Regions from separate parts of the Homo sapiens genome. Here region 2 is linked to region 1. Evidence: chromatin contacts called from ENCODE Hi-C data. All regions are on one chromosome and are shown on one strand. The core of a region is the stretch at or near the end of the contact, and the rest is flanking DNA. Distances in the headings are between cores, read along the strand shown. Region 1 has its middle 180 kb from the start of LINC02261. Region 2 holds the start of PCDH7 (protocadherin 7).

What was found. Hi-C counts contacts between places; a loop is a spot of excess contacts on that map. Pooled maps may share reads with other maps.
Region 2: a map of IMR-90 shows a loop between it and region 1 (6-fold over the local background). The contact joins the promoter of PCDH7 here to the enhancer-like site in region 1. A Hi-C loop is called at or near these places in 1 of 168 maps with a recorded cell type or tissue (IMR-90), 1 of 37 single-sample maps with no recorded cell type and 9 of 50 pooled maps.

The regions. Positions count from the first base shown.
Region 1 is chr4:27,037,496-27,042,347 of GRCh38, forward strand. No RefSeq gene overlaps it. Among named protein-coding and RNA genes, the nearest start is that of LINC02261, 180 kb to the right of the region's middle. Within about 2 kb of position 3,081, at least 2 of the 41 ENCODE cell types and tissues checked have a DNase peak (open chromatin) inside an H3K27ac peak, as active enhancers do.
Region 2 is chr4:30,717,865-30,722,783 of GRCh38, forward strand. It overlaps PCDH7 (protocadherin 7), which reads left to right and starts at 2,505. Exons shown (of 3, transcript NM_001173523.2): 1 at 2,505-4,919. The coding sequence starts at 3,559. LOC124900844 reads right to left here and starts at 1,257. Exons shown (of 1, transcript XM_047416545.1): 1 at 1-1,257. The coding sequence starts at 43. RefSeq lists an enhancer at 3,314-4,024.

The DNA of each region.
Region 1 (4,852 bases), core at 1,831-4,330:
AAGGAGTTTTTTAAATTTCCTTTTTGATTTTAAGATCATTGACCCAATGATCATTGAGGAGAGGATTATTTAATTTCCATATATTTGCATGGTTTTGAGGGTACCTTTTGGAGTTGATTTTCAGTTTTATTCTACTGTGGTCTGATAGAGTACTTGATATAATTTTGATTTTCTTAAATTTGTTGAGACTTGTTTTGTGGCCTATCATATGGTCTATCTTGTAGACCATATGCTGATGTTCTATGTGCTGATGAATAGAATGTATATTCTGCAGTTGTTAGGTGGAATGCTGTAAAAATCTCTTAAGTCCATTTGTGGCAGGGTATAGTTTAAATCCATTGTTTCTTTGTTGACTTTCTGTCTTGATGACCTGCCTAGTGCTGTCAGTGGAGTATTGAAATTCCCCACTATTATTGTGTGTCAATCTATCTCATTTCTTAGGTCTAGTAGTAAATGTTTTATAAATTTGGGAGCTCCAGTATTTGGTGCATATATATTTAGGATTGTGATCTTTGCCTGTTGGACTAGTCCTTTTATCATTATATAATGTCCCTCTTTGAGTTTTTTTAGCTGTTGTTGCTTTAAAGTCTGTTTTTGTCTGTTATGAGAATAGCTACTCTTGCTTGCTTTTGGTGTCCATTTGCATGGAATATCTTTTTCCACCTTTACCCTGAAGGTTATATTTACCTTAAGTTTATGTGAGTCCTTGTGTGTTAGGTGAGTTTCTGGAAGACAGCAGATACTTGTGAATTTCTGTGAATTCTTATCCATTCTGCCATTCTACATCAGTATTGAGATGTGAGATGCTATTCTGTTCATATTACTAGTTGTTGCCCAAATACCTTGGTTTTTTTTTTTCCATTGAGCTATTGTTTTATAGGCCCTGTGGGATTTATGCCTTATGGAAGTTCTATTTTGGTATATTTTGAGACTTTGTTTCAAGACTTAGAGCTCCTTTTAGCAGTTCTTGTAGTGCTAGCTTGGTAGTGGTGAATTCTCTCAGCACTTGTTTGTCTGAAAAAGACTTTATCTTTCCCTTATTTATGAAACTTAGTTTCACTGGATACAGGATGATTCGGTGACAATGGTTTTGTTTAAAGATGCTAAAGATAGGACCCTACTCTCTCCTAGCTTGTAGGGTTTCTGCTGAGAAATCTGCCGTTAATCTGATAATCCTTTATAGATTACCTGATGCTTTTGCCTCACAGCTCTTAAGATTCTTTCCTTTGTCTTGACTTTAGATAATCTGATGACTATATGTCTAGGTGATGATCTTTTTGCAATGAATTACCCAGAGGTTCTTTGAGCTTATTCTATTTGGATGTCTAGCTGTCTAGTAAGGCCAGGGAAGTTTTCCTCAACCATTCCCTCAAATAAGTTTTCTAGACTTTTAGATTTTTCGTCTTTGTCAGGAACACCAATTATTCTTAGATTTGGTTATTTAACATAATCCCAAACTTCTTGGAGGCTTTGTTCGTTTCTTTTGATTCTTTTCTCTTTGTCTTTGTCAGATTGGTTAATTTGAAAGACTTGTCTTTGAGCTCTGAAGTTCTTTCTTCTACTTGTTCAATTCTATTGTTGAAACTTTGCGGTGTATTTTGCATTTTTCTGTGTTTCTTTGTTTCCAGAAATTGTGATTGTTTTCTATTGGTGCTATTTATTTCTCTGGAGATTGTCCTGGTCCATATTCTGTATTATTTAAAAAATTTATTTAAATTGGTTTTCACCTTTCTCTGATTCCTCTTTGAATAGCTTAATAATCGAACTTAGGAATTCTTTTTCTTGCAACTCAGAAATTTCTTGATTTGGATCCATTGCTCATGAGCTAGTCTGATCTTTTAGGGGTGTTAAAAACCTTTCTTCATCATATTACCAGATTTGTTTTTCTGCTTCCTTCTTATTTGGGTAGACTATGTCAGAGGAAAGATCTGGTGTTCAAGGGCTGCTGTTCAGATTCTTTTGTCCCATTGGGTGGTCCCTTGATGTGGCCCTCTCCCCCTTCCACTAGGGCTGGGGCTTCCTGAGAACCAGACTACAGTGATTGTTATTGCTTTTCTGGGTCTACCACACAGCAGAGCTATAGGGCTCTGGGTTGGTACTGGACAGTGTCTGTAAAGAGTTCTGTAATGTGATTCATCTTCAAGTTTTTCAGCGGTGGATATTAGCATTTGCTCTGGTGGAGGTAGCAGGGGAGTGAAGTGGACTCTCTGAGGGTCCTTGGTTGTAGTTTTGTTTCGTGCACTGGTTTTCTCAAATGCTGGTTGTGGTAGCATTTGGTTGGCCTCCAGCCAGGAGGTTTTGCTGTCTTTTTCTTTTTTCTTGAAATGGAGTCTCGCTCTGTTGCCCAGGCTGGAGTGCAGTGGCGTGATCTTGGCTCACTGCAAGCTCCGCCTCCTGGGTTCATGCCATTCTCCTGCCTCAGCCTCCCAAGTACCTGGGACCACAGGTGCCCACCACCACGCCCGGCTAATTTTTTGTTATTTTAGTAGAGACGGGGTTTCACCGTGTTAGCCAGGATGGTCTCGATCTCCTGACCTCGTGATCCGCCTGCCTCGGCCTCCCAAAGTTCTGGGATTACAGGCGTGAGCCACCGTGCCCAGCCAGGTTTTGCTTTCAAGAGAGCATCAGCTGATACAGGCTTGCCCTAAGTTCACCTGGATAGGTATTCAGGTTTCTCAGGTAATGGGCGGGGCCATAGAAATCACAAAAGATTATGTCTTTTGTCTTCAGCTACTACAGCAGGTAGAGAAAAACCATCAAGTGGGAGCAGGGATAAGCGAGCCTGAGCTTCAACTTCCCTTGGGTGGGGCTTGCTGTGGCCACTATGGGAGATGGGGGAATGGTTCTCAGGCCAACGGAATTATATTCCCAGAAGGATTACGGCTGCCTTTGCTGGGTCATACAGGTCGCCAGGGAAGTGGGGGAAAACCAGCAGTGATAGGCCTCACCCAGTTCCCACACAGCCAGTAAGGCTAGTCTCACTCTCGCCACCAGCACCAAATTTATATCCAGGCAGCGGCCGAGCAGGGCTGAGATCTTGCACCAACCTACAAGCCTCCCCACTGAGAATGCAGGCAGGGCTTTCAGGCCCCACCCTTCCCCACTTGTTTCTGTGCTCATATCTGTACTTCCTGTTTGCTGCCCTGGAAGGTTCTGCCCAGGAAGGTTCATGCTCATGAAATTATTACAAAATTCATCTGGAAGTTTCCTTCCGCCTATGGCCCTTCCTCAGTTCTACTGGCAGCCCTCCCCAAGGACCCCTGTGAGACAAAGTCAGAAATGGCTTCCCTGGGGACTGGGAGTGCCCACAGGGCTCTTCTCACTGCTTCTTCTACCTTTATATTTCACTGGGCTCTCTAAGTTTATTTCAGCTCTAGGTAAGGTTAAATCCTTCTCTGGTGATCTGGATTTTCAGGTCCTCTAGTGAAGATGTGTGTTTGGAGGCAGCCTTCCCCTTTTCACACTTTGGGCACTCACAGTTTTATGTCTATCTTAGGGAGCTTGCAGCAGCAAGCCGCTTCCTTCAAAGGGTCTGTGAATTATTTTGGTTTTCCTGGTATGTTCCTGCAGTAGTTCTTGGAGTAAAAGTTCACAATGTGAGTCTCCACACACTGTTCCATCTGTCCAAGTGGGGGCTGATAGTCCTGCCTCCTAGCTGCAGTTTTTCTCCTTTGTTGGATACTTTTTCTAACAGCCATCCTCTGTGATCATAAATAATCCCTGAATATTATCCTTGATCTCAAAAGCTGTTTTTATTTTATTTTGTCCTGTTAGTTAACAATGCAGCAAGACGTGTTAATTAGTATATGTAAATTTCCTTGAACTATGATCATAGTGCCATATAGTGTTAAGCAACTAATAAGGCCAAAAAATTAACCTCTGTCATAAGAACTAACAGGGAATCTAGTGTTGTGTTTTCAACAGGCTATATTATTCCAGAGAACTTTGTATCACTCATTTGTGCTCATGTCCTGAAGCTAGGAAACCAACCCCAAGAAATTAATTTCTACCAGTGTTGCTTAGAGTGCCTGTAAATATTGATGAATTTATTTTCTCGACCTCTTCCTCCTCCCACTTCCAATCTGCTAAGGTACTTAGTCTGCTAGGAAGTCATTCTCTCCTCTAATTAAATATCCAGAACTCCAAAAGCCATAGAATAGACCAATCTCCCGGGAGGGCTTTGTGAGCCTTGGTTCCACATATGAAACACAACTCCTTTTATCAATGGGGACTTGCCATACCTGCTTAAATAAGATTTATTCTAATATAACACTTCAAGGCTTTGGTTATACAATTGATTTTTTTCCTGACTTTATCTTGATTAACGACAACAACAACAAGAGCTTCTTATTGGCTCCTTGCAAATGCTACCCTGTTCTTAAAGGAAAAGAAACTTAAAACTATTTGTCCCTGAATTTTGAGGTGTCAGTGAGAATAAAACACAATTTTAATAATATTTCATTTTAGCATGGGAAAGCATAGTCTAAAACAGGGGTCAGCAAACTTTTTTTTTTCTTTTATTATTATACTTTAAGTTTTAGGGTACATGTGCACAATTTGCAGGTTAGTTACATATGTATACATGTGCCACGCTGGTGCGCTGCACCCACTAACTTGTCATCTAGCATTAGGTATATCTCCCAATGCTATCCCTCCCCCCTCCCCCCACCCCACAACAGTCCCCAGAGTGTGATGTTCCCCTTCCTGTGTCCATGTGATCTCATTGTTAGGGCCAGATAATAAAAGTTTTCAGTTTTTTGTTTTTTTTTTTTTTGAGACGGAGTCTTGCTCTGTCTCCAGGCTGGAGTGCAGTGGTGCAATCTTGGCTCACTGCAACCTCTGCCTCCTGTGT
Region 2 (4,919 bases), core at 1,255-3,754, 3.7 Mb after region 1:
GGCGATGAGGGGAGTGAGTGCACTGCACCATATTGCCGCGCATCGGAATGCACGGCGCAAGGCCGCGGAGTGGAGACGGCTTCTCCCATTTGCCTCCAACCTGGGAAAAAGGGGAACCAGGGTCGGAGGTTTGGAGAGAGGCAGGCGTTCCGATAAACCCGGGTTCTTGCCAAATGTAAGAGGGATTTGGCTTTACTGCCACTTAGCCGGCCGCGAAGGCGCTGCGGAGCCCACCCCCGCCCCCGGCTCGAGACTGCGGCGGTGCGCACTGAGCCTGCGCGCGGGGCTTTTCTCGCTGATGCTGCAGATACAGAGCTGAGAGGTTCGGGTGCCAGCAGCGGGAGGGTTAGCGGGAAGGCCGGGTTCCCTGCCCTGGCCTCGGAGGAGGAGCCACCACCCCTGGGGTGATGCTACTTTCACAGACTGGAAAATACTCGCCAGCTCCCTGACACACACTTAGACACACTTCCATCCAACGGGCATCTACGATCCCCTGTAGGGAGAGCTTGGAAATCTCTGCCGCCTCTCCCTCCTCATTCCTGTTCCTGCGCCCGCCCAAACAACCGCGCGCTACATCTGCTCGTTGACTTTATTGGTGTTTGTCTTGTTTAAATCATTCTGCCTCGTCACCCAGGTCTCGTAAAGAATACCCACACTGGACAGATTTTATTTTTTCGGCTTTAAATTTTTCTTTGAGGGGAGGCCCTTAAATGTGTATGGATACGTCAGGCGAGCTGAAGACTAAGCAAATCCCAGCAGCGGCCCTTTCTCTCTTTCGAGATGGTAAAAATTCTCCCCAAATACCTACAGTCCGTCTCAGTCGTCTTAATCCTAGCCGGGCCTCTTCGTTTACAGCCACTGAAATAAATGAGTAAATGGCTCAGTTCAAAAACACAACCAGACCTGAGATCTGATGAGGCCGGCTGCGGTGGTCGTGAATGAAAATTGGAGAAGCCTTGCTTCAGGAAATAGGGACAGTCAAGGGACACAAAGTCAAAAGGAGAGATGGGAAAGCTGGGGACACTTTGGTACACAAAGTTGCCATTAAAGTTTATTTCCCTTTTATCCAGATAGGTGACGCTACACTTTGCCAGTTACTAAAGGCTGCAGGTTTCTGCTCAGAAAATAATATCGAGGTTTCCAACATGTGTTTATTCCCCAGGCGCGCACACACGGTCTACCCCCGCAAGCAAGCACGACGACAGGAATGTCAAGCATTTAAACAAAGACAGACATCCTTCACCCTCCACCCACCGCCGCCCCTGCCCCCCGCAACCATCCAAAGTCTGAGCTCCCAAAAAAGGATCTTTCTCCAGCTCTCTGGAGTTTGATGTTCTCTCTTCACTACTGCAGCCCGTCATGGTTTTTCAGAACAGAGTGGCTTTCTGGGCGCTCGTAGGTTCCCCAGGACCCCGATAACCATGTCCTAACCAAGATCCTAAATCGCGAACCGGAGACACTTTCCGGGGGGAGGAGGACGTCGTCTGAGAGGGAGGGAGAAGGAGAAACCTATCCTGACACCAGCTCCGAAAGCTCTCACGCGTGAACTGGGCATTAGTCAAGGGAGGAGGAAATTTACCAGCCCGAGGGAGGGAAAACAAGTCCCCCAGAGAAGACGGCGGTACTCGCTAGGGAGGGGGACTGGGCTTTGGCTTAAAGAGGACTGGCTGGGATTGGGCACACTTTGAGCGGCCCCTGGAGCTGAGGCTGGGCTTTCCCGAGCGCGGCGGCTGGCTGACGCTCCCTCCCGCCTCCTTATCCCGGGCCCTCCTCCCTCGCTCTCTCCTAGTGTGTAGTTTCGGCGGCTCGGCTGCTACTGCCGCCGCCGCTGCAGCAGCAGCGTCAGGGACAAGCCTGATCCGTGAGCGAGCGAGCACCCAGCAGCAACCACCACTTTGGGCAACTTGCGGGTTTCCTGCTCGCGGGTAGCGAACGGGAGATTCCCACTAGCGGTTCAGTGTCTCCGAGCCGCTGCAGCCCGAGGGGCGGCGGGAGCGCCCGCACCAGACTCTCCCAGACGCGAAAAGGGACGAGACAACTGCGGAATTCACCAGCCGTGCCAGGGCACTTCCGAGGCCACAACCGACTGACACTTTTTCTCCCCTTGGCAAACTGGATTTTTTTTTTTAAGCTACTTGGCAGCTGTCTCTGACTCCACCTCCCCCTCCACCCCCGCCCGAAAGCCTTTGGCTTTTCTTCGGAAATCCAGACAGAATTGGGCATCTTTGTTAATTGCCGTTGGGGACGCCCGGCCGTGCGCTTTCGCCGGCTAACGTCGCCTGTGCTCCGAGCCTGGTTTGCTCACCTTTGAACTGCAAAGGGATCAAGTTCAGCTTGAGTTCCCTGCATTGGGAAGGAGAGAGAGCGTGCAAGAGAGCGAGTGGGAGAGGGGGAAAGGGGAAAGGAGAGGAGGGAGGAGAGAGAGGAGGGAGGAGAGAGAAAGGGAGGGAGGGAGGGGAGGGATCGAGAGAGAGCGGGGAGAGAGAGGCTGCAATCTCCTCCCTGAATCGCGCACAGCGCTGCAGATCCCACTGCTCCGACATGCGGGCCGAATGCAGGTGAGAAAAGGCACGGACTCTGCGGCTGCGAACCCAAACTTGGGCACCGCACGGTGCGCACTGCTCAGCCTTCGCCCCCGTGGGCGAAAGGCTGCTGCGGTTTCAGGCGGCTGCTTCGTGACTAATGACCTTGCGCAGAGTTGTTAAGAAAAAAGAGAAACCCGCGCTCTCCGGGGTGAGAAGGGACTGACTCTGGGCGTCTCTGAAGATGGCTCGGGCTTCTCTTTGGCGCGCCGGGGGGACCCTGACACTGACCGCTCTGTGACGCGAGTAGTCTCCCCTGCACCGTGCCCGAAGCGACGTGCCGGGGGATTTTTCATTCTCGATCTGTTGACTGGCTCCCCCGCTGCATGAGCAGAGTCGGAGTTGAGACTGGCTTGTTGCTGGCCCCAGCGCCTGGTGCAGGAAGCGACTCACGTTTGTCTGGGTGGCCGGAGCCGGAGCAGAGCCTGGGTTTGGAGTGAGTGCCTGGAACGTGAATTGGACTCAACTCGAGTAGCAGCAAAGACCAGCGGGCTGGCAGGCGGGGGAGGCTGCAGGCTCATTCCCCACCTCTTCCCAGCCCCACTGCCCGTCTGCCGGAGCGGTTCTGGCCCCTTCCGACAGAGCGGGGACTAGAGCCGGGGATTCTCCGCCCGCTGAGGGGATGACTCTGGGTTGGGGGAGCGCCGAACCCGCGGCGCGCAGTGTCCCGTGAACTGTGAGTACTGCGACTGAACGGCGGCAGGCGAGCGGGCGATTAGCACCCATTGCATGAATTATGAAACAATAACTTTCGGAAGAAGCAGGAGGAAAAAAAGAAGCATCTATCGCTGCCCTCCCACCCCCATTCCCGGCCAACTCTCCACGCCGCTTTTGCCCCCTCCCTCCCCTCCCTCTCGCTCCTTCCTTTCCGGGAGAGGGGAGAGGACTCGGGGGAGGGCAGGCGGCCGGCCCCGGAGGAGGGGGGCGCCGAGGGGGCTGTGGTTAGAAGGAGCAGTAGCAGCAGCAGCAGGAGAAGATGCTGAGGATGCGGACCGCGGGATGGGCGCGCGGCTGGTGCTTGGGCTGCTGCCTCCTCCTGCCGCTCTCGCTCAGCCTGGCGGCCGCCAAGCAGCTCCTCCGGTACCGGCTGGCCGAGGAGGGCCCCGCCGACGTCCGCATCGGCAACGTGGCTTCAGACCTGGGCATCGTGACCGGATCGGGTGAGGTGACTTTCAGCCTGGAGTCCGGTTCCGAGTACCTGAAGATCGACAACCTCACTGGCGAGCTGAGCACGAGCGAGCGGCGCATCGACCGCGAGAAGCTGCCCCAGTGTCAGATGATCTTCGACGAGAACGAGTGCTTCCTGGACTTCGAGGTGTCGGTGATCGGGCCCTCGCAGAGCTGGGTGGACCTGTTTGAGGGTCAGGTCATCGTGCTTGACATCAACGACAACACGCCCACCTTCCCGTCGCCCGTGCTCACGCTCACGGTGGAGGAGAATCGGCCGGTGGGCACACTTTACCTGCTGCCCACAGCCACCGACCGCGACTTCGGCCGCAACGGCATCGAGCGCTACGAGCTGCTCCAGGAGCCCGGAGGCGGCGGCAGCGGCGGCGAGAGCCGGCGCGCCGGGGCGGCCGACAGCGCCCCCTACCCCGGGGGCGGCGGGAACGGCGCGAGCGGCGGCGGCTCGGGAGGCTCCAAGCGGCGGCTGGACGCATCAGAGGGCGGCGGCGGCACCAACCCCGGCGGCCGCAGCAGCGTGTTCGAGCTGCAGGTGGCGGACACCCCGGACGGCGAGAAGCAGCCGCAGCTGATCGTGAAGGGGGCGCTGGACCGCGAGCAGCGCGACTCCTACGAGCTGACCCTGCGAGTGCGCGACGGCGGCGACCCGCCTCGCTCCTCGCAGGCCATCCTACGGGTCCTCATCACCGACGTGAACGACAACAGCCCCCGCTTCGAGAAGAGCGTGTACGAGGCCGACTTGGCTGAGAACAGCGCCCCGGGGACCCCCATCCTGCAACTGCGCGCAGCCGACTTGGACGTGGGGGTCAACGGGCAGATCGAATACGTGTTCGGGGCGGCCACCGAGTCGGTGAGGCGGCTGCTGCGCCTTGACGAGACGTCCGGCTGGCTCAGCGTCCTGCACCGGATCGACCGCGAGGAGGTGAACCAGCTGCGCTTCACGGTCATGGCCCGCGACCGCGGGCAGCCCCCCAAGACCGACAAGGCCACCGTGGTCCTTAACATCAAAGACGAGAACGACAACGTGCCGTCCATTGAAATCCGCAAGATTGGGCGCATCCCCCTCAAGGACGGGGTGGCCAACGTGGCCGAGGACGTTCTGGTCGACACCCCCATCGCTCTGGTGCAGGTGTCCGACCGAGACCAAGGCGA